Regions from separate parts of the Homo sapiens genome. Here region 2 is linked to region 1. A link is an interaction called in ENCODE POLR2A ChIA-PET data of the cell type or tissue named here. Cell type or tissue: K562. All regions are shown on one strand. Each heading gives the region's core, and the rest is flanking DNA. Links, peaks and the distances in the headings are about the cores only.

Region 1 (7,488 bases), core at 4,963-7,462:
TCAAGGGATCTACTGCCTCAGTCTCCCAAGGTGCTGGGATTACAGGCATGAGCCACCAAACCTGGCTGGTTGTTTGTTTCTTTTACCCATGGATGCTCAATTGTTCCAGTACCATTTGTTGAAAAGACTTATCTTTCCTCCTTGAATTGCTTTTGCACCATTGACAGAACTCAGCTGGCCATATTTGTGTGAGTCTACTTCTGGGTTCTCTATTCTGTGTGGTCTTGATCTGTGTGTCTACCTCTCTGCCAATATCCCACAGTCTTCACTATAGCTATATAATAAGTCTTGAAATTGGATAGACTGAGTCTCTCTACTTTCTTCTTTTTCAAGATTGGTTTAGCTATTCTAATTCCTTTGCCTTTCCATATACATTTTAAAATAATCTTGTGTATATGTATTTTGGGATTTTACTTACTTACTGGGATTTTGATAGAAATTACATTAAATATGTGTATAAATCTGGAGCGAATTGGCCAGATTGAGTCTTCCATCCATGGACATGTTGTGTCTCTTCTTTATTTATATGTTTGACATCCTTCATCAATGTTTTGTAGCTTTCAGCAAATAAGTCCTATACATGTTTTGTTAGGTTTACACTCAACCACTTTTTGTTGAGTGATTGCAAATGGTATTGTATTTTTATTTATGTGTCCACATGTTCATTGCTAGTATAGAGAGATACAACTGATTTTTGTAGGTGTATCTTATATCCTGTGACCTTGCTAAACTCATTTGTAAGTTCTAGGAGTTTTTGGTGCATTCCTTGGGATTTTCTGTGTAGACAATCATGTCATCTGCAAATAGGACAGTTTCATTTCTTCCTTTCTGATCTATACAGTTTTTCTTTTATTTTCTTTCCTTATTTCACCAACTAGAATTTCCAGCACTATGTTGAATAAACTTCTGAGAGTGGACATTTTTGCCTCGTTCCAGATCTTAGAGGAGAAAGCATTCCATCTGTTATCATTAAGTATAATAATACTAGCTGTGGGGTTTTTGTAGCTGTCCTTTATCAAATTGAGGAAGTTCCCCTCCATTCCTACTTTTTCTGGGAATTTTTATCATGAATCATTGTTGATTTTGTTTTCAAATGCTTTTTCTGTATCAATTGATATGATCATGTGATTTTTCCTCTCTAGACTATTAATATGGTAGATTACATTGATTTTCAAAAATTTAACCAGACTTCCATTCCTGGAATACACTCTGCTTAGTTATAAATTTTTTTTCTTTTTTGTTTTGAGACAGAGTTTCGCTCTTGTTGCCCAGGCTGGAGTACAATGGCGCGATCTCGGCTCACTGCAACCTCCACCTCCCAAGTTCAAGCGATTCTCCTGCCTCAGCCTCCCGAGTAGCTGGGATTACAGGCATGCGCCACCAAGCCTGGCTAATTTTGTATTTTTTTTTTTTTTTTGGTAGAGATGGGATTTCTCTGTGTTGGTCAGGCTGGTCTCGAGCTCCCAACCTCAGGTGATCCACCCACCTCGGCCTCCCAAAGTGCTGGGATTACAGGTGTGAGCCACTGCACCTAGCGAATTTATATATATACACTGCTGAATTCTTTATATTGCTCAAATCCCTTAGCTGTAATAGGACTATTAAAATTATTTCATATTGGGTGAGTTGTGATGGTTTGTGTTTTTCAAGGAATTGGTCCATTTGATCTAAGGTGTCAAATCTATGTGTGTTTCATTGTCCTTAGTATTCTTTTATTATCCTTTTGTTATCTGCAAGTTCTCTAGTGATAGTCCCTGTTTCATTTTTGATATTAGTGTCCTTTGTCTTCTCTCTTTTTTTCCTTGTTGGTCTTGCTAGAGGTGTATCAATTTCATTGATCTTTTCAAAGAATCAGCTTTTTGTTTCAGTGGTTTGCTTTATTATTATTATTTTTTTTACCAGCGTCATTGATTTCTGCTCTTAATATTATTTTCTTATTTCTGCTTGCTTTGGGCTTATTTTGCTCTTCTTTTTTAGGTTCTTGTGGTGAAAGTTTTGAAACATTTCGTGCTATAAATTTCCCTCTTGGCACTGCTGTAGCACAAATTTTGATATATTGTGCTTTCATTTCCATTTAGTTCAAGGCATTTTATAAAAAGTTTCTTTTGAAACTTCCTATTTGACCCATGGATTATTTAGAAGAGTGTTATCTTGTTGTCCTCTTACCTTTCTGTTATTGATTTCTAGTTTCATTCCACTGTGGTCAGAGAATACACTCAGTATGATTCTAATTCTTTTAATTTATTGAGGTTTGTCTTATGGCCCAGGATATAGTCTATTTTGGTATACATTTCATGGGTACTTGTAATGAATGTATATTCTTCTGTCATTGGGTGGAGTGTTCTATAAATATAGATTTGATCCTGTTTGTTGATGATGTTGCTGAGATCTATAGACTTGCTGATTTTTTTGTCTAGTGGTTCTATCAACCATTGTCAGATTTCTTAATTTTTGCCCATCTAGGAGGTGTAAAATGTTATCTTATTGTGATCTTAATTTGCATTTCCTTGAGTTCTAGTGAGATTGGTTATCAAATTATGTTTTTATCCCTAATTGTACTTTTAAAAATATATCATTGATACTTTACCAATGATATAGCTTATGAGGTTGGTGCAAAAGTAATTGCGGTTTTTTGCCATAAAAGTAATGGCAAAAGCCACAATTACTTTATACCAACCTAATAATTATTCAAATTTATTGCTTTATTTTTCCTTGTTTTTTCCTGTTTTTGTTTTGGTTTTGGTCTTGTTTTTACATATGTAGTGACCTCTGCCAATGGATCTGAATAGAGATGGGTAATTCTCCTTGTGTATCTCTACCTGGGACAGTGCCACAAACAATTAGACACACACTTAGGTCAAAACCCTTCAATTATTCCCCATATTGTGACAAATATAATCCAAAACTTTAGGCTGACTTTTAAGTCGTATATGGCACACTTTAAATTTACCTAATCCAGCTGTGTCAATGCCTCCCTATTTCCCAGCTTAGCTTGTTCCTCCCTCCACGATTTTGGCCATGTCATTTTCTTTGAATACAGTGCTGTCAACCAAAATCCTATTTACGCTTTAAATGTGGCTCAAATGCTCCCTCTATGGAGACTTTCTTGATCATTCCAACTGGAAGTGATTGCCTTCTTCCTCTTAACAACAGATTATAGAACGTCTGTCATATAATGACTGCATGGTTTGGTATCATAATGCACACAGCTGGGAAACCACTGGGTGGTCTCAGTGATTCAGAGCAGAAGTGTCTTATTGTTTCTTTACATCTATTTTATTGACTTGTAGGTGAAGTGCCTTTCCTTTATTAATAGTCTTTTTTTTTAGATGGAATCTCACTCTGTTGCCCAGGCTGGAGTGCAGTGGTGCGATCTCAGCTCACTGCAACCTCCGCCTTCCAGGTTCAAGTGATTCTCCTGCCTCAGCCTCCTGAGTAGCTGGGATTACAGGTGTGTACCACCACGCCCTGCTAGTTTTTGTATTTTTAGTAGAGACGGGGTTTCGCCATGTTGACCAGGCTGGTGTCGAACTTCTGATAACCTCAGGTGATCTGCCTGCCTCAGCCTCCCAAAGTGCTGGGATTACAGGCGTGAGCCACTGTGCCTGGCCTCTTTTATTAATATTCTAACTCACGTAGTGAACATTGTTAAAATTCCATCTCAAATGACTATATCCACCAAAAGTGGTGTATTGGATAAACTGCCAACTTGTTCAGCAGAAATATTACTAATATGATAGATTGGAGGAATAAATTATTCAGAATGCTGATAAACTCATGCTATGAAGTGATTTCCACATACATGTCAGTTAGATGTGGGAGATGAACTACCAGTAGCAAAACAACCGACAAAATGTATTTTACTTGTGTATTTATTTATTTTAGATCCAAGGGATATGTTTGCAGGTTTGGTACATGAGTAAATTATATGATGCTGAGGTTTGGGTTTCTAAGAATCCCATCCCCCAAGTAGTGAACATAGTACATGATAGGTAGTTTTTCAACCCATTTCCCCTCCCTCCCCTACTCCTTTTGGAATCCCCAGGGTTTATTGTTCCCATATTTGTGTCCAAGTGTACCCAATGTTCATCTCCCACTTATAAGTAAGAACATGATAGTTCATTTGATTTTCGGTTTCTGCATTAAATTGCTTAGGATAAAGGCCTCCAGTTGCATCCATGTTGCTGTAAAGGATGTGATTTCATTCTTTTTCATGGCTGTATAGTAATCCGTGGTGTATATGTACCACATTTTCTTTATCCAATCCACCATTAATGGGCACTTAGGTTGATTCCATGTCTTTGCTGTTGTGAATAGTGCTGTGATAAACATATGAATACAGGTATCTTTCTGATAGAATGATTTATTTTCCTTTGGGTATATTCCCAGTAATGGATTGCTGAGTTGAATGGTAATTCTACTTTTAGTTTTTTGAGAAATCTCCAAACTGCTTTCCACGGGAACTGTACTAATTTGCATTCCCAGCAACAGTGTATAAGCATTCCCTTTTCCATGAAACCTCACTAACATCTGGTTTTTTTTTTTTTACTTTAATAACAGCCATCCTTACTGGTATGAGATGGTATCTCATTATGGTTTTGATTTGCATCTCTCTGATGATTAGTGGTGTTGAGCATTTCAAAAAATCTATTTTAAAAGTCTGACTTTTGGCCAGGTGCAGTGGCTCATGCCTGTAATCCCAGCACTTTGGGGAGGCCGAGGCAGGCGGATCACCTGAGGTCGGGAGTTTGAGACCAGCCCGACCAACATGGACAAACCCCGTTTCTACTAAAAATACAAAATTAGCCGGGCGTGGTGGCGCATGCCTGTAATCCCAGCTACTTGGGAGGCTGAGGCAGGAGAATCACTTGAACCCGGGAGGCAGAGGTTGCGGTGAGCCGAGATCACACTATTGTACTCCAGCCTGGGCAACGAGAGCAAAACTCCGTCTCAAAAAAAAAAGTCTGACTTTTATTGTGAGTCAAAGTGGGCAACACTCCACCGAATTTTGAACTTTTGTATCTTCAAGCTAGTTAGCCGATGGCAGATTTTGGAGTAATTATTGTTAGCTGATAGTTTCAGTGGTCTGCATAATATAAAGGGATTTACAAAGACTAAGTCTAAATACACCTTTATATCATTATTATTTTATTATTATTATTATTATTTACAAAGTTCCCAAGAGCTAGAATGTTATGTCATTTTTTAAAGTAAGTGATTTCAGGCAAGTTTCATACAACATATCTATATATAAAAGTAGCCATGAATTTTTATATTTTGCATGGATACAATTTTATATACCAGGCGATTCCAGACTTTATTAAAAATTGAATCATAAATTTTTAAGTCACAGAAGACTAGAAGAGATTCCTAAAAATGAAGATTCTCATTATAAAAAGGGACACCACAGAAAATTTAAAAATTCAGAAAACAGCAATAATTATTGATCATTAATAATAAATTATATATTTAATTAATACATAGTGAAAATAATTCAGTTATTGTTACCACCAATAATCCCTTTACCCAGAGGCAACTGCTGATAACATAGATCTTAGAGAGATTGTCCTAGATCTTTTTTTGGTTTGCGTCTAGGCAAGATTATACCTGAGGTTTGGTTTTTGTTTTTCTTTTAACGAAGGACTCTGCACTGCTTTCAGCGTTCCAGGACTTAACAACACGGATGATCGGCAGTTCTTTGCGTTTATTTTTGGTCCTACATGTTGTTCTTCAAACCCATTTCCTCTTGTTCTTTCCCCAACAGAGGCAGAGAAGTGTTGGCCTCGAGCTCTGCCTATGATTTTCCTGCAGAACTAAACTACCACACCTTAACCTGCTCTCCTCAGGGGTGAATCAATTCAGTGTCTTTCCTCTTGGCAGGTGAGTCTCATTCTCCAATTGTTTTGCCACTTTGGGGCATCCCCTGAGCCTTCTGAGAGGTTGAGCGCAAGGCATATTTCTTCTAACAACTAGCTCACTTTATTGACATTCACCTACCTGAAAGCAGGAAGCTGGATCAGATAACTTTGGGGACTTCCTTTCAGTTTTGACTTTATGTGCGCCCTCTCGGGACCTGGCTTAGGATTCTGCTCATGGTAAATATTTGGTAAGCCTTACTGGTTGTATGACTCATGAGTGTGGTTCCTAATAAGAGTCACAGAAAACAGTAAAAGCAGTTCCAGGAATTTGCTGCTTACTCAGTAGTGGTGGATGCAGCAGGGAAAATAATGCAGGCTTCCTGCCCATTTCCCAGCCACTTCTCCGTATATGCACCTGGTCACAAAGGGATGGTCACAAAGACCATAAGACAGACCCCAGAGACCCCAGGCAACGTGTTCCCTGGCAGGGAGTGTGTCCTGCGGATGGTGTTCCTCAAGGAGCACAGGCTTCTTAGGGGCGGCTTTCACTCAACTTGGAAGGGAGGTCTAGGTAGAGGGGTTCACTCAAGTGGACTCCTTCTCATTTCCTCGTTTCTTTCTAAGGAAGCCACTTTTAAGTGTGATGGCATTGAGACTGTGTATTGCTGCACCCCAGTGCCAGTGAACCTATGAAATACAGCCGTGCTCACTCTGTGCCTCACATGGAATCTCTCTAGAAGTAACTGGGAGGCCAGAGCAGGAGGGAGCCCAAGCAGTGGAGTGATGGGGCCAAAATGATCATCTTTTGAGAGCTCAGACTCATCAACATTCAACCTTTGCAGAGGCACTCAAGGCCTTTACTTTTGCAGAAAGTGCCTGAACTAGTCTGTCAAACACCTTCCAAAACTGGCCCTTTATTCTTTGGAAAGTTATTCACTACTCCCGTTATTCATCTTGCTCTTGTGTCTCTGACGTTTTATTTAAGCTCATACCACTTGCTCAGAACACCCCCAATCAACCTCTATCTTCTCTCATCATTCTCAGGGCTCCTGAAATTACCTCTTCCAGGAAGTCTTCCCTGACTAACAAGAACAATGAAACTTCCTGGCTTCCTTCTACACTAACCGCTCTCCTCAAATAACTTCCTTTTTGTTTTCACAGAACATAAATGCTTCAATTTATTTATTAGTTTAATGTGTGTTTTTAGACTCTCAGGAAGGATGTAATTATAGATGATGACTTCTGAGAAGTAGGATGGTGTCCAGCTTGATGTGCAAATGGCCCCAACATATCAGCAGCAAACAAAGGCTGTTGCCACAGGTGTGACTTTGCAAGTAATTGCTCAGACTTTGCCTTCAGAACCTGTTCTATATTTCCAGTGGTGCTGCTTATATGTGCAGCATTAGCCAGATTCTTCAGTAGTATTCATTCAACAAATGCTTATTGAGAGCCTTTTATGAGCCAAGTACTGTTAGGTACTGGAGATGTAGTGCCCATTGAATTTTTCTTTGAGAAATTTTATTTTTACCAAGCTCCCAAGAGGTAGAACTTTATGTCATTTTTAAAGTAAGTGATTTCAGGCAAGTTTCATAAAACAAATCTATATATAAAAGTCACCCAGGCTGCAGTG
Region 2 (5,316 bases), core at 1-2,500, 97 kb after region 1:
TTGAACCTGGGAGGTGGTAGTTGCAGTGAGCCAAGATGGTGCCACTGCATTCCAGCCTGAGCAACAGTGAGACTCTGTCTCAAAAAAAAAAAAAAAAAAAAAAATTATGGTCATGCAGAACATCTCCCACTAAGCCTGCAGAATGTCCAGATGTCCTGAGTGCAGCCCACTTCACTCAAAGATAACATTAATGAGTAGGCTTAGTTTGAAGGATTAATGGTCATTATAGCACCAATAGCCTTGACCTTTAGTGAGCATATATGCACATTCCAAGTTTAATCATAGCTCCTTACAGTTTCTTCTAAGTAGAGACACTACCCAAGGACAGTGTGTTCCTCCTGCTTTCTGAGGACTTACTACTCTCTAACAGAGTAGTTCTAATAAACTTTCTTCCTTCACTGTGCTCTGTGACTCCTCTCCAGTTCTTCCCTGTGCTAGACCCAAGGACTGGCTCTTGGAGTCTCTTTTCCAGCAACACTATAGCAATGTAGAACAAAGTACTATAAACCAGTTCGTTGACACTTTCACATATTCCTTTTGACTATAGCTACCTGTGTATGTGTTTTCCATCTTTAGAAATTGCAAGCCTTTTGAGAACAAACCAATTTTAGTTTGTTTTTGCATCTTCTACATAGTCTGAAACAAGGCCTGCAATATGATATGCTCTCAATTTTTTTTTTTTTTTTTTTGAGACAGAGTCTCACGCTGTCACCCAGGCTGGAGGGCAGTGGTGCAATCTCGGCTCACTGCAACCTCCGCTTCCCGAGTTCAAGCGATTCTCCTGCCTCAGCCTCCCAAGTGGCTGCTATTACAGGTGCCCGCCACCACAACCAGCTAATTTTTTTGTATTTTTAGTAGAGACGGGGTTTCACCATGTTGTCCAGGCTGGTCTCGAACTCCTGACCTCGTGATCCGCCCTCCTCGGCCTCCCAAAGTGCTGGGATTACAGGTGTGAGCCACCATGCTCAGCCTCAAATATTTTTAAATTAGTGAATGGAGGCAGTAAGTCTTAAACTGACTGCAATAGAGAAAAATATTTATCTTTCAATCTGCAATGGCTATTGGATATCACATACCTTTCCACATTTTTTTTTTTAAATGAGTCCCACTCTGTAGCCCAGGCTGGAGTGCAGTGGCACGATCTCGGCTCACTGCAACCTCTACCTCCTGGGTTCAAGTGATTCTCTTGCCCCAGCCTCCTGAGTAGCTGGGATGACAGGCACCCGCCACCACGCCCGGCTTATTTTTTGTATTTTTAGTGGAGATAGGGTTTCGCCATGTTGACCAGGCAGGTCTTGAACTCCTGATCTCAGGTGATCCACCTGCCTCAGCCTCCCAAAGTGCTGGGATTACAAGTGTGAGCCACCGAGCCCAGCCTCCTTTCCACAGTTTTTTGAGAAACATATTTTTCTCCTTTAACTTATAAATCTACTAAATACCATCCAGAGATTTCCTAATGTTGAACCATTCTGAAAAATAGGAATAAACTCTTTTGGCCTGGAACAAGTCTTTCTGCATTCTATAGGAACACCCTCTCCCCTCAACTGAAAGGCAAAAAGAGATCTGCCACCTCCCTCGCCACACTGCCGCAGCATATGGTGACCTTCCTTACTAAAGGAAATGGTTTGTATTCTAGCTCCTTTTTTTTCTTTTCTTTCTTTCTTTCTTTTTTTTCTTTTAATTTTTTTTTTTTAGGTTAGAGCAGAAGTTTAATAAGCAAAAGGAAGAAAGCTGTCTGGATGAGAGAGGGGTCCCAGAAAGATGGGTTGCCCTCTTATTCTAGCTCTTGTCTTTATTTGAGTAAGAATCAGATGAAATTGTCTTATTCTTTAAAGAATTGTTATCGGCTCTTTTCTTTCATTATTTTGTAACTAAGAGTTCATTTAATCACCTTGCTGCTTGCTCTTTATCTCTGGTTCACTATTTTCCTGTCGTAATCCCCTCCGTACTTTGCTGTTGCACATTTCCTTCCCCTCTCCAAGCCCGCCTTCTAAACTAAACATGAAGGGGAATCCCGTTTTTGCATGGTCAAGCTTCACTCATACTTCAGAGTTTAATTTCTTGCCTTTGCCCTTTCTTGCCCTTTTGTGCTTTTGACAGAATACTTCAAAGCAGCATATGTAAATTTTCATTTCATTTATAGGATCTGAGTAACTTAGAAAGGGTTTCCAGAGACTGTTCTATGCTTGTTAGAGCTTAGCTTTTCAAGCATAGGCAAATCTCACTGTCCTTTATAAATTATGACAACGTCAGTACTGATGATTACAGAGTCAGTAAAAAAGATAAAATGGAAAGAGATGAGATAATTCAAAGATTACCAGTGCTACAAGTTTAAACATAGGACTCTAAGCAAAAATATCCTAATAGGACCTCCTGAAACCCTTCCTCTTTGGCTAATTCTGAAACACACATATCTCCAAAAAAGATGACTTCTTTAGTGAGCATTCCTGTAATTCATGAAAATCTGTAGTATTTATGCCTTAGGTATTAAAAATGGTGCAAATAACTTCTCATTTCTCAGTTTAGTAGTTTAAGTTATACATATTGAGGCTAGGCACAGTGGCTCACGCCTGTAATCCCAGCACTTTGGGAGGCTGAGGCAGGTGGATCTCTTGAGGTCAGGAGTTCAAGAGCAGCCTGGCCAACATGGCGAAACCCTGCCTCTACTAAAAACACAAAAATTAGCTGGTCTTTGTGGCATGCACCTGTGGTCCCAGCTACTCAAGAGGCTGAAGGAGGAGAATCACTTCAACCCAGGAGGTGGAGGTTGCAGTGAGCTGAGATTGTGCCACTGCACTCCAGCCTGGGCAACAAGGCGAGATTCAGTCTCAAAAAAAAGTTGTACATGTTGAGAACCTTGCCTAGCATGTAAGAACAGAAAGTGTTAAGAGCCTAATGTGTGTACAAGACTTTTCTGTGGATTACTTCTGAGGCTCAAGTAATTTAACTAAATTGTATAAATTCTCACAGCTAATGTGTGATACATTTAGAACTATAATACCCTGACTTCCATCCCAGCACTGTTTTCCAAATATCAAATGCCTCCCAGTCTGCCATCTACATGAGCTTAAGTGACATCCTTCACAGGCCATCCTTAGAGTATTGCAAATCAGGAACTCTGAATTGGGGGGCTGGCCTCTGAGTGTACAGGCAATAACTGAGGGAAGTATTAGGGAGGGAGAAGGGATCTTGCGGTTCACATGGATGGACGTTAGACAGGTTTGTTGTTTTTGTTTTGTTTTGTTTTGTTTTTGGTCATCCCATATGTGAGTTCCCTTTGTGTGGGGAATGCCTCACCTTATTAAGCAAACCTGCTTCCCACTATAGAAGTTAAAACTGCCAAGTAATCACTTTCCAGCCCCTCTTGCAACCAGGACACTGATTTTAAAAAGCCAGTACTGAGCTTACTCCATGCTTACAAGTGTGGGTAGTGTGGCAGGGATTTTAATGGCAATATTCTGAGGCTAGCTTGCAGAAGGTGGCAGTGTGTTAGCCACACAGTCTATGCCCAGTGTCTGTGGCAGTGGAGTCTCTATGGTTCTTGTACACTGGCTTGAGTTTGTTTTGTCATCCCTCCTGGAAATTTTATGAACTATTCAATATCCTTCAGTAAATTCCTTTTCTGCTTAAATTAGCCAAATTTGGCTGGGCACAGTGGCTTGTGCCTATAATCCCAGCACTTTGGGGGGCCAAGGCGGGAGGATCACTTGAACCTAGGAGTTCAAGACCAGCCTGAGCAACATAGGGAGACTCGGTCTCTACAAAACATTTAAAAACTCACCAGGCCTGGTGGTACATGCCTGTGTTCCCAGCTACTTGAGAGGCTGAGGTAGAAGGATCGCTTGGGCCCAGGAGGTCGAGGCTACAGTGAGCCATGATCGTGTCACTGCACTCCAGCCTGGGTGACAGAGCAAGATTCTGTTAAAAAAATAAATAAATAAATAATAATAATAAATTAGCCAAATTTTGTTTCTGATGCTTGCCTTTTTTTTTTTTCTTGAGACAGAGTCTTTCTCTGTCACCCAGGCTGGAGTGCACTGGTGCGATCTTGGCTCACTGCGACCTCCGCCTCCTGGGTTCGAGCAATTCTCCTGCCTCAGCCTCCTGAGTAGTTGGGATTACAGGTGCCCACCACCATGCCCAGCTAATCGTTGTGTTTTTAGTAGAGACGGGGTTTCTCCGTCTGGTTGGTCAGGCTGGTCTCGAACACCTGGCCTCAGGTGATCCACCCGCCTCGGCCTCCCAAAGTGCTGGGATTACAGGTGTGAGTCACCACGCCCAGTCATGATGTTTGCATTTTTAAGAACCCTGTTTAATGAGAAAATCAATACCCTGAAGTAGTTGTCATCAAGAGACCCTTAGGAAAATGAAGGAAAATAGGAAAGAAGGAAGAGAGGGAAATCTGGGATTGGTTATATAGCCTGCATAGGTCTCCAGGCAGCAAAATTCCAATTAATTTAAAGGATGAGACACTGGAAGGATATGGAAGATGCTGATCATACTTGTGAAAGCATTTTAAATTCTTATGGCAAGAAGGATATGTATTGACTTGGAGGCAACCAAGGGATACACTGCAATGAACACTGTTTAATATTTTGGGCCTACTTTTCATATAATAAAGTGAGAAAGCCCTCATTTTATGAGGCAGGACCCATCTTCCACCCTAGAGACTGAAAATGCCAAATATTTACTTTCCCAGTGTTCCTCACTATTATGGCAAATACATGACTTAAGTTCCACCAATCAGAGGTACACAGCCCAGATTTTGAGTCAGAAGCCAGGAATATAAAGAAACCAACTGCATGGGACTTTGTGCTGGTGTGGGAAGTAGCAGCTGCACCCATTTTCAGAGGCAGTGGTGGCACTGATCCTAGTAGCTGTATCTAGTGTCCCAAGGCAGTGAGTCTTCATGGACCAGCCTTGTGACCTGATTTGGGGCACTGTTTCTAGCTCTATAACCTACAAACCTGGTTTTTGGCCCTCTTGGAGATTATGTGAGCTACCTAATATATTAATAAATTTGTATGCTTAAATTAGTCAAGGTTGGTTTCTGTTTCTTGAAACTAAACTCTGACTGATAGGGAAGGCAATCAGTCCACAAAACTCCACCATTCCCAAGACCAAAACTTACCTTCCTCTCTTTCCCTCCCATCTTTCATGTATTTTGAGGCTTCTTTCCTGATTTTAAAATGTCAGGATAGGGAATAAGAACTTTGAATTTTCCAGGAATTGCTTAACCTCAACCCCAGAGATGGTCTTGAGCCATTAAACCCTTAGGGGTAGTTATGCCTTGCAATTCATCAATAGCCACAATTC

Evidence for each region. ChIA-PET counts read pairs that join two places held together with the same protein. Peaks named below come from ENCODE experiments on the same cell type or tissue, not always from the same donor. Only the 100,000 strongest peaks of a DNase experiment are listed, where the experiment ranks them.
Region 2: POLR2A ChIA-PET joins it to region 1 with 7 read pairs; 2 of 35 experiments call an interaction of 5 or more read pairs at or near these places.

Annotation. Positions count from the first base shown.
Region 1 is chr1:212,715,600-212,723,087 of GRCh38, forward strand. No RefSeq gene overlaps it. Among named protein-coding and RNA genes, the nearest start is that of BATF3, 20 kb to the left of the region's middle. In K562, for the core only: no CTCF peak of the experiment used is centred there; a DNase peak (open chromatin) is centred at 6,112.
Region 2 is chr1:212,817,825-212,823,140 of GRCh38, forward strand. No RefSeq gene overlaps it. Among named protein-coding and RNA genes, the nearest start is that of SPATA45, 27 kb to the right of the region's middle. In K562, for the core only: no CTCF peak of the experiment used is centred there; no DNase peak of the experiment used is centred there.